Linked DNA regions of Homo sapiens: region 2 is linked to region 1. The links are chromatin contacts, found by Hi-C in ENCODE. All regions are on one chromosome and are shown on one strand. Each heading gives the region's core, a stretch centred on a gene start or an enhancer-like site at or near the end of the contact. The rest is flanking DNA. Distances are from core to core; before and after follow the strand shown. Region 1 holds the start of FOXP1-DT (FOXP1 divergent transcript). Region 2 holds the start of RYBP (RING1 and YY1 binding protein).

Region 1 (4,977 bases), core at 194-2,693:
TAAAGTGGCGGAAACAAGACAGGAGGCGGCTTGGGAAAAAGTGGAGCAGAAATGGAAAAATACAAACTCACCCGCTGCAAATGGTCTCTCGGTGCAAACTAAGGTGTTTTCGGGCCTTTCCCCGCGCGCGCCCACTCCCGCCCGCGCGCGCACCCCGCGCACACACTCACTCGCGCACACACGCGCGCACACACGCACTCCCGGGCGAGGGCCGGGCCGCCGCGAGTACAGCGTGCAACCGCCACACAATAAATAACAATAGATTCCTCCGCTCCGGACTAGCTTCCCGGAGCCCAGCCAGCGCCGGTGGCGGCGGCGGCGGCGGCAGAGGCGCGGGCAGCACCGGCCCGGGGGCGCACCCCGGCCCGACCCTCTACCTCCCGCAGGGGTCCCCTCTCCGCTTCACGCACCCCGCTGGGCACTCCAGCGGCCCCCCGAGCGGGAGCGGCTCCCTCTTTGCCGTTCGCCGGGGCGCTGGCGCCCACCCCCCTCCTCCCTCCCCCCTCCCCCCCGACATCCCGGAACAAATAAATAAATAAGGCGCGCGAGAGAGGCCAACACGTCGCGGAGGGAGATGTTGTTATTTTTTGCTGTTGTGCGTCCCTGACGTCACATCCACCTGCTGGGTAAACAACCGGGCTCCCAGAAAAAAAAAATCGCAATTGCCAAAGAATGGGGGGGGGGGTTGGGGGGAGGGATCCAGGGAGGGGGAAGTGAGGGGCGTCCAGGCAGGATTGGAAAGAGGAGAGGGAGGCAGAGCCCCGCGGACCAGAGAGAGGAAGGGAACGCCAGAGCAGTCCCTGGCAACAGAGGGATCTGGCAGGAAAGACCTGGAAAATAAGGGGCAGGGGGGCGGAGGGGGAGATTCCTCAGGAGATGGGAAATGGGGGGCCCATTCAGACAGCGGAAAAAACGAGAAGGGAGAGTGTTAACTAGGGACGAAGATGGGAATGCGATGGCTATTTGCTTGGATTCTGAGCTAAAAATATGAAAGGGAGGGGAGAGGACAGGCTAGAATGTGAGTTTCCTCCAGTTAAAAGTGAAAGTGTTTTGCCATCAGTGACAGTTGAAGGAGAGCGGGGTGGGAGGTGGTGTTTTCAACCCCCTTTCTCCCTCTCTCCCGTCCTCCCTCGGTCTCTCCTCTTTCTTTCTGCACTTTGTCCAATGAAAGAAGGCGAGTTCGGGAGGTGAAAGTTCAGCAGAAGGACAAACCCCTGTTTGCAAGGAAACAGAAACCCCGCCAGCCAGCGAGGGGTTTTCTCCCCTGTTTCTCGGAATCAGGAGAGTGTGAATGTGGGACGAGCTTCTGCCCCCTTGTCAGAGCCACTGCAGGAATGTGCAATCGAGTCCACTTTGGGGGAAGGTGGCTGCATCAGGAACTGTGTTCTTGCCACGACTCCTCTTAGGAAAACGCCTGGGGGCTAGCATGTCAGTCCGTTGTTTAACACAAATTACCTGCTCTCCCAGTGATCAGTCACGTGCAAAAAGCTTTGTCCAATTCTTTGAAAAGGTGAGATTTTTTTTTTTCTTTTTGCGGTTTTTGAAGTTTGGTTGAATTTAGAAATTCGAAGGAATAAACTAAGAGCCTGAATTAAATGTTTTGAAATATACATACATAAAACAAAAGACACTAGTATTTCTTTCACTTTTATCAATACGCATAGAGAAGGAAGCAGAGTATGTGTTTCCAAAACGTGACTTGGAAAGCTGTAAGACCTCTATGTCTTGTTGTTGTTGTTGTTGTTGTTGTTAACAGAAGTAAATTTTTTCAGACCCACCACCACAGAAGTGGCCAGACTCCCAAACCAGCATTTCCAGCTACTGGCTGGCTGGTGTACACCAGGCCAATTCTTTATGAGAATATATTAAAAGTCACCCCTGTGGATTCCTACAAAGTACTTCCCCTTGCGGGGAGGGGAGAGGCTTACTGTCCCTTTGGTCTTGAGACCAGCACAGTTGTAGATAATATCCTGAAAAGGTTATTATTAAATTCTTTCGCGTAATGCCCCTTTACAAATATTGTTAAACATTAATTTACAGAAGAACTTAAATCTTAATTTCAAGGGTGGCATAAGACTATCGCTTTGAAATTGTATCTTTCGCAAGTTAAAAAAAAAAAATAACAAAGCCATTCGCTGATGCTACAGAATAAAAGAAAGGGAGGCTGCTAAGGTAATTTCAGCCTGGTAGAATTCACATTGCATGCATGCTGCATAAAGTTCCATGCTATCCAGATAAGACTATTCACTGAATCTTTTAGACTAGAATCTAGACCAATAAAATGCATTTTAGTTTGTATGGAATGTCCTAGCTTCCTAGAGGCTAGGGTTCGACGTCTTGTTTGTCAAGACATAAAGGGATTAATGACATACCCACTGTGTGCTAGACCACAGAGTGGGCACAGAGGGATGAAAAAATAAAAATTCCTGCCCTTGAGGAGCTCACAGTCTAAGCTGTCAATAATAACATCTAACATTTATTAAATACTATGATCTAGGCACTGAACTAAAAGCTTTATGTCAACTCAGTTAATACTGCCAACAACTCTTTGACATCACTGGAAATTCCATATGCTGAATTCACACGGAATTAAGTGGAAATCTACAAAGTAGCCAGTCTACTGGTTCTGTAGTGGTCAACCTATTAAAAATGGTTTTTAATTTCTAAAGTACTTTATGCCAAATATAACATGTTTATGGTATATGCCTGACTGTAGAATTATAACTCAGGGGAATAACGACTTATTTAAATGTAACAGATCTATTCATAGTCTGTAAAGAACAATTCATCCTCTGATCTTGTTTTTCAGATTAAGCAGTGTGTTTATTAAAAATTATTATCATCGCAATACTAAAAAGATCTTTAGATTGCTGCTAATCTGATTCTGCATTTTAACTGCCTTAAATTCTACATTCACTTGCAAGTGGGGGCCACAGTCAGGTTGGCAACAAGTTTTGCAGACAAAAGGAAATCCTGGTTGTAAATCCCATGATATATTGTACTCAATTTTGTATGATACTGTCTAATGTGCTGTGCTGCCTTATTAAAGAACTCGATGTCCATTTGGTTTACATTAGAGGGAAACTTAACTGCAGCTTAACATATTGTTCATTTTCAACACTGTCACGTTACATTCGTGGGGGGCAGATTTTAATTTCTTTATCAGTAATCAACTGGAAGTTTCTTTTTGTTAAATTAAAGCAAGAAAGGTTTTAAAATAAAGGGCATGGGGGTAGGACGCCACCTTTTGGTGATAAAACAAATAGAAATCCCTTCTGAAAACAGATGTTCCTGACATAATTTTATTTTTAATTACACCAAGGCAAAGGTGCTTGTCCCCATTTCGTTATATTTTAAGTAACAGGAGAAAAAAAAAACCAATGTAAATGCAAAATTAGCAAATTATAGTTAACTGCAGCCAAAATTTTCCCAAACGTATCAGAATATGTTAGTCCCCTGTCACATTACTGTTGATTGTATACACCAAACATGAGCTTCATTCACCAAATACCATGTCACTAAATATATGTACATTTGGGGAACAGAAACTGGAGTGGACATTTACCACCTGACGACGTACCTGAATGCTCTTGTAAGTTTTGAGTTGAACAAAAACTAAAACCACTTAATTTAGTGTTTCTTTAACCACAGTTACTGGTGTCCTGATTTTTGCCATATCTATATGACATAACAGTTCCCGAATAATTAATATACCATACTCATTGGAGGCCACTTATTATGGTAATTGTAGCAAACATTTTCATTTAAATCAACCTTCTTTTAATTTTTTTCTATTACTGCCTTAAATGGGAAATCAGTATCACCCACCATAAATTAAAAACAAGCACAGTAAAAACAAAGTCACTGATTTCTCTTTGAGGGTCAAAACAAAAATTAAAAATGATTTTTGAAAAAAGGAGGGAGAGTGGCAAATGTTGAGAAGGGTTAAGGACAAGAGTATCAATGGAAATTTTTGAATTTTTGTTTTTTCTCTCTCTTTTTTTCTGTTTTTTTTTTTTTTTTTTTTTTAACAACCAGAAGGATTTAAAGTGATCGGAAAGGAATACAGTTCTCAATGTGTGATTCAGTGTTATGCCATCCTAGTGCCAAGGTTCCTACACTTTAAAAAACATGGGCATAACTAAGAATATCGCATTACAGATGAGGAATCTAAGGCCCAGGGATTTCATTTGCCCTCCAAGGCAAAATAAATTTGGTTACTGGTTGGACAAGGATTAGAATCCAGGTGTCCTGACTTTGTGGGTTTCCATCTCACTCTTTCCACTAAAGTGACCAATCCTCAGACTTAAGTGGTTTGTCTAGCTTCTCAGAAACAGCTAACCTACAGACCCCTTTACAGATCTGGGAGAAACTGAGGCCACAGAGGGTCAAGAACAAGTTCAACCCCCTGCTCACCGTCCTTTCTCTCCACCCTCTCTCCATAGATGTGACAGACATCCAGGTGGGGGTCAACACAGCAAAGAAAGAAGGGAGGGTTGAGAAGAGAAAAGTGGATTCAGAGAGGGGAGGTTAGTAAGCGTGGGCAGACCATTCTCTAAATGAAAGCTTAAACTCAGTTGCCTTCCAAGAAGATAAAAATGGCTAATGAAAATCATGTGCTTCACAGTAAGTGGTAAGAGGAGCCCATCCTCTGTGTCCTCATGTCCCTATATGTCCACACCGGAAATCAGCAGGGGATCTCTTGTTTTAAAGTATACAATATTAACAGGCACACTCTGAGACAAAACCACATTTGATAATTTGAGTGGGTGGAAAAGCTAGTCAGGGAACGGGGAATGACCCTAGCTTAAAAAGTGTTTTCCCCCACAACAAAACTTAAGAGGCTCAGAGTTAAATCTAGAAACAATAGTGCTTTTTCTGTTTTTCTAACTGGAGAGTGAGACCTTAGTTACCAAGACTGCACTTGCTGCTTTTTTTTAAAGTATGCAGTTATATAAACATAAATAAATATGGCCT
Region 2 (5,402 bases), core at 1,544-4,043, 860 kb after region 1:
TCCCATACACGGCTTATCAACATTTTAACACTCCCCTCTCCTCTCTCCAATCCCTTCAGCAGCATCTTTCATATCCTACGAATTTAATAAGTGTTCTTCAGACGAATGGCAGTATTTTCCCAATCACATCAGCAATATCAATTCTACCCTCAAAGGGCAAATATAGTTCTCTATCATACTGGCCTACCACTAAGTCATAGGTGGTTTCCTTGGTTGACTGGTAGATGAAGGTGACAGTGATGAGAATGATCAAAAACTGCAAAATAACCACCGGCTAGCCAACTAGCTAGAATTGTTAAAATACATAACACCAGCTCAGAGCAATAAAATACAATTTCTGTGCCACGAAACAAATTATTCTAAAAATCACAAATATTGCCTATTACCCAGCATCCAAAACACAAGTTTTCTACTGCCATCAATCTATACCAAGTCTGATTAAAACTACACAAGATAGAAAATGTCAAGTTCATACTCAAACTTTTGAGGTACAAAAAAAATACAAGAGGGCCAAGAAAAAAACATGGCAGTAACCAGTATCACAAAGGGATTAACCAACAGTTAACACACAAGACAGGATAGGATGAAAACCTGTCAAACTCACTTCTCCACATAAAACCTGTTCATAATGTAGGAAAACCAAAACGTTATTTGCATTCCAACCAACGATGACTTCTGAATAGATCTAAAACACCAAAATATTGACAATAACCAAAATGAAACCAACTGTGGCCAGCTAAGAGTGTCATGAATGCACACAGTTTTCAGTCCTCACACCTGTTAAATCTGTATTCAAATTCTATTAAATGACATCAGAAAATTACTCGAAGACCCTTAAAGTAGACGCCTTTCCCTGTTCCTGAATAGACTCTAAAATATTTTCACTGTAAATAATTCAGTAGTTTTAACTAAGTTTCAACAGTCATCTGCGGCTCTGAAAAAACTTTAAACATACATACATACCTTTTTTAAAAGTCAACACCTTCCATGTGCTTCCGAAAAATTGATGAGTAAGGTTTTTTAAAATACATGTTAAAAGCTGAAATGCACTTCATTATGAGATAATCATTCCCAGCGATAAATCAGACATAAACTTTTGAATTTGGTTTACGTTTCTCTTCACCAGTAATGTTCTCAAGTTCTTAGGAGTTTCCTAATCATTTACTTGAACACCATCTACGGTAACACTCAAAGCAAAACCACAATAAAGAGGTTTGGCCTCTGAGGGCTTCTACATGTAAAAAACATTACTCATAAATAATATACAATCACTACTGCTTTAAATAACAAATACATTTCTAAAAACTTTCATGCCATTTGATGGAATTCCCTATTTTAGACAGCAAAACAAAATCTATGAAACTACTGATGCGTGTTTTTTACTTTAGATATATTCCATGATAATACAAAACACCGACAAAAATTTCTTAAAACAACGTATGGAGTAATATTTTTAGTTTTTGATTATTTTTATTCAAAGGTATCATCATTTAAAGAGTGCAATTCACAGAAACAATAATTAGGCCAATTAATCTCAGAGTTAGATTATTTTAGGTTGCCCAATAATCCTATTTAATCCCAAGTATAAATAAACCAATGAAACCTTAACATGACATATTCATCTAATCAAAGAACAATATCCAGTTGGAACTGTGAAGTACTACTACACAGTCACACTGAAATGTCACCAATTCAAAAATAAGTACCTGATAAAATGAGACTTTTGGCAATCAACTGTAATGTTCTAAAGGATCCACCAAAAACTCATTCTTGTCTCACACACACACCCAATGCCTGTTCATTAAATGACACCAAGAACAGTTTAACTTCAAACTCTAACGCCAATGAAACAAATTCAGACATAAATTAAAAGATGACCAAAAGACTACATGAGTCTTGACATTTTATCCAAGTATTTATGAATGTTAAATCTAAAGTAGTTAACTCGTTTTAACATCACATGCAGTTTACGACCTTCATCAAAATGAAAAGGAATTCTTTCAACATTCTTTTCATCATCACAGAGCTTTAAACACAAACTTCCACAGTCACTGCTCATTTCACCATTTTACAAAATCGTCCCCCATCACCACCCCACATAAGCTAGTCAAAGAAAAAAAAAACTGACAGCTCAGTCTCCCACAAAATGCACTTACTTTATCAAATACCGACATTTATTTTCAAGTGCAAGAAAGTAACAGACATTTGCAGCTCAAGACAGGAAAAGCACAGCCAGCCTTACTACCCCCACTAAATTTCTCAGACAAGAGAAAAGTAACTCGGGACAGGCAAATTAAAACCATTCTACACATGGCAAAAATATAAAACATCTATGTCCTACAATCCATAGCGATAGTACTGCTTCCTCTCTTCCCCAGCCAATACCAATAAGCCAATAGACACAAGTGTCAAATAAATCCAGTGTCCGTTTGAAATAAAATGAAAACCTGGAAAAATTCCCTCCCATAAATCATTTAGCGAACACAAGGCTTTTCACCCAACACTTAATACACTCAACCCAAAAACACACACAACCCACCCGCAAATACAAAAAAAGCCGTAATCAACAAGTTGGAAAAAGGGCAGAAAGTAAGGCTCACTACCCTCTCACTTAAAAAAAAAAAAAAAAAGTCCTTTAACAAAAGGTAACACAGATCTTCAAGTACCTGGTGGAGGTGCCTTTCCTCACATCGCAGATGCTGCATTTAAAGGCTTCAGCACTGTTTCTGAAGGTGCAGACGCTACAATCCCAAAACCCTTCGTCTGCGGCAGGTTTCGCTTGTCTTTTTGGCCTTCCGAGGAGTGGAGAGTGGGGGAAAAGGGAGGGAAGAGGCAGGGAGCAGGAAAACGGGGGAGAGACAGCAAAACACAGACGCGGGTGAGCCGTCGTAATTTCGCAGGAATCCAGTGCTGGAAACTTCGCTCGGGAGACCACCCACCCACCCTTTCCGGGGACTGGAAGAGAGAGCGAGGAAGGGAACCGGGCGCCCCCACTGGCACCCTGCAAGCCCCGGGCCCGGGCCGGATAGCCTCGCACACCAGGCGGTGGCGGCGGCGCCCCGGGAAGGGCCGCGGCGGGCGCAGGAAGCGGGCGGACTTGTGGACTTGAGCGTGGGGCTGGGGGGGCCGGGAGGGGAGCCGCGGGCCGGATCTGGAGGGGGCGCGCAGGGGCAGCCCGAGGCCGGCGACGGGGAGTGGGCCGGCTCCTTCCCTCTCCACTCCCAAGCTCGCGCCCTCCCTCCCTCCCCACCTGGTTAAATCCATCACAGTCTCCGGACGAGACTAGTCCCCGCCAGCGCCGCCTCCGCCGAGTGACTGACGAGGGGCGGGGCCTGGCGCCGCGCGTCACGCGCCGTGCGGCCAATGGGAGGGCGGCGGCCGGCGCCGCGAGGGCGGAGGCGGGGCGCGGGGGAAGGCGGGGCGTGGCGGACGTGGGCCGGGCGGTCGGTGTGCGTGCCCGGGAGTGTGTGCGCGCTGGGGGCGCGCGTGCCTGTCGGTGGCCCCGCGGCCCGGCGCGGCGGAGCGTGCAAGCCCGGCGGGGCGCACGTGGCCGCGCCCGGGAGCTGGCAACTGGCTTCGGGCCCCGCACGGCGCCCCGTGAGGCTGTTGCCGGGACCCCGGCCCCGAAGCCGCCCCGGGGAAGTAGTTCCACGCAGTTTGCGCGCGCCGCGGGAGCTTGCAACAGCCTCACCGCTCGCAGCGCCTCGAGGCTTGCAGTGCCCAGGGGCCGACAAGGTCCACCTTTGGACCGCGTTCCCCCGCGCCCCTCTGTTCCTCTGCCATGCGGAGCTTTGTATTTGCCTCTTCTGAAGTCCCTGCGTCCGGCCGAGACGCTGGCCCGAAGCCCCACTCCCTGTCAGGCCCCTGTCGCGGGAGGGAACAGTAGAGAAAGGGCGTGGCATAACTAAATGCCCCCAGGCCAGACTCTGAGCTTCTGCTGGCGGACTCCTCCTGGGATCCTCCTCTCCCCTAGAGTCTAAATAGGGCGTTTCCTTAGGGAAGTTGCTATTCAAATTCTGGCGACCACATGCCCGCATTAAAACCTCGTGCCTCAGCTCCTTCATCTCCAAAATGGGGCTCATCCTCCCAGGGTTGTTTTGAATATTCGGAGAAATCAGGCATGGAAGGTTCGCTGATGGATGCCTGGTATTCACGAAGGACCAAAACAAGATATTGGGTATTAGGAGCTATTATAACTGGGCCTGAATTGTGCACCATTTCCCCCGCGTTCGATTTTTGAAGTCGAGGAACAGGGTAGTGCCCTTCACTTTCTGCCCTGCTCCAAAAACGCTTGCCAAATTGACTTGAACGTGACTCAGGACCCTCTGTCCTCAGGCAGGGAGATCTGGTAGGAGGACGACCCCAGATGATAAAAGACACAGACGCGGCTGTGCTGAAGCCCCAGGTTAGGGGAGGGACGGAGTCTTAGAATGCTGCTAGGAGTTGGGGCCCGGGGGTGGGGGGATTGGAGTTAAGACAGACCCTCAGCCAGGTTTATATGCAAATATAAAATAGGTTGTTATCAGGACTGCCCCATGGAAGGGAAGCATATCAGGGCTTGCCACCAGGGAAGCTCACTGAGACTGAGCACCCAGGGAGCAGAAATTCCTAGAGATCAGTCCAGGGATCAGAAGGGAGAGAATAAAAGAGAGAATGAATGTGTCAACAATAAGTTTGATCAGCACGCAGTGTCCTCTCCAGGCAGGCGCACCCAGGAGGGCCAGGAGAAGCAACACTGTTTAGCAAGGGTCAGCAACCTCTCAAGGCCTCAATGCCACAGCTGCCTCCTTAGGGGAGGGATGAAAGAAGGAAGAGGAAGAGAGAGGGATAGCGTTCTAGGGGTAAAAGGGCCGTAGAAAGCCAAAGGGTACGTACACAAGCCATGGCCCAGTGCAGCTGCGCCATGGAGCAGCCTTGGCCTCTGGTGTCTCCCTGGCATGCTCCCAGGACTCTGCCCCTGGCATGAAGGTCGTGACAGAAACGGGGCACTAAGAAATCCTCACTGGAAGAGTGGCCTCCGGGGAGGTAGCTGGGAGCCATAGTAGTGGAAAGGAGACTTTGTTATTATTCTATACATAGAATAAAATACACAAATTTTCACACTGCAGCTTAGTGCATACATCTACACCCCTCTTTCCACCATTAGAACAATAAAACATTTTATCCTCCCAATGAGTCATCCCTCACTTAGGTAACCACAATTCCGACTTCTGTCACCAAAGATTAGTTTTGCCTGTTCTTTAAGGTCATATGCAGGGGTCATATGGTCTGTACTCTTGTGTCTGGCTGGCACCTTTCGCTCAGCATATTTGTGATATCCATCCACGTTGTTGCCTACATCAATAGTTCATTTTTGTTTGCTTAAGTGTGTAGAATTCCATTGCAAATACACTGTAATTTAT

What was found. A loop is a pair of places that touch in the nucleus more often than their neighbours do. Pooled maps may share reads with other maps.
Region 2: a map of naive thymus-derived CD4-positive, alpha-beta T cell shows a loop between it and region 1 (4-fold over the local background). The contact joins the promoter of RYBP here to the promoter of FOXP1-DT in region 1. A Hi-C loop is called at or near these places in 3 of 168 maps with a recorded cell type or tissue (CD4-positive, alpha-beta memory T cell and naive thymus-derived CD4-positive, alpha-beta T cell) and 10 of 50 pooled maps.

Annotation. Positions count from the first base shown.
Region 1 is chr3:71,583,500-71,588,476 of GRCh38, forward strand. It overlaps FOXP1-DT (FOXP1 divergent transcript), which reads left to right and starts at 1,444. Exons shown (of 1, transcript NR_182289.1): 1 at 1,444-3,910. FOXP1 (forkhead box P1) reads right to left here and starts at 229. Exons shown (of 21, transcript NM_001349338.3): 1 at 72-229. RefSeq lists a silencer at 102-341 and an enhancer at 419-713.
Region 2 is chr3:72,443,830-72,449,231 of GRCh38, forward strand. It overlaps RYBP (RING1 and YY1 binding protein), which reads right to left and starts at 2,794. Exons shown (of 4, transcript NM_012234.7): 1 at 2,667-2,794. The coding sequence starts at 2,794. RefSeq lists silencers at 3,111-3,170, 3,231-3,640.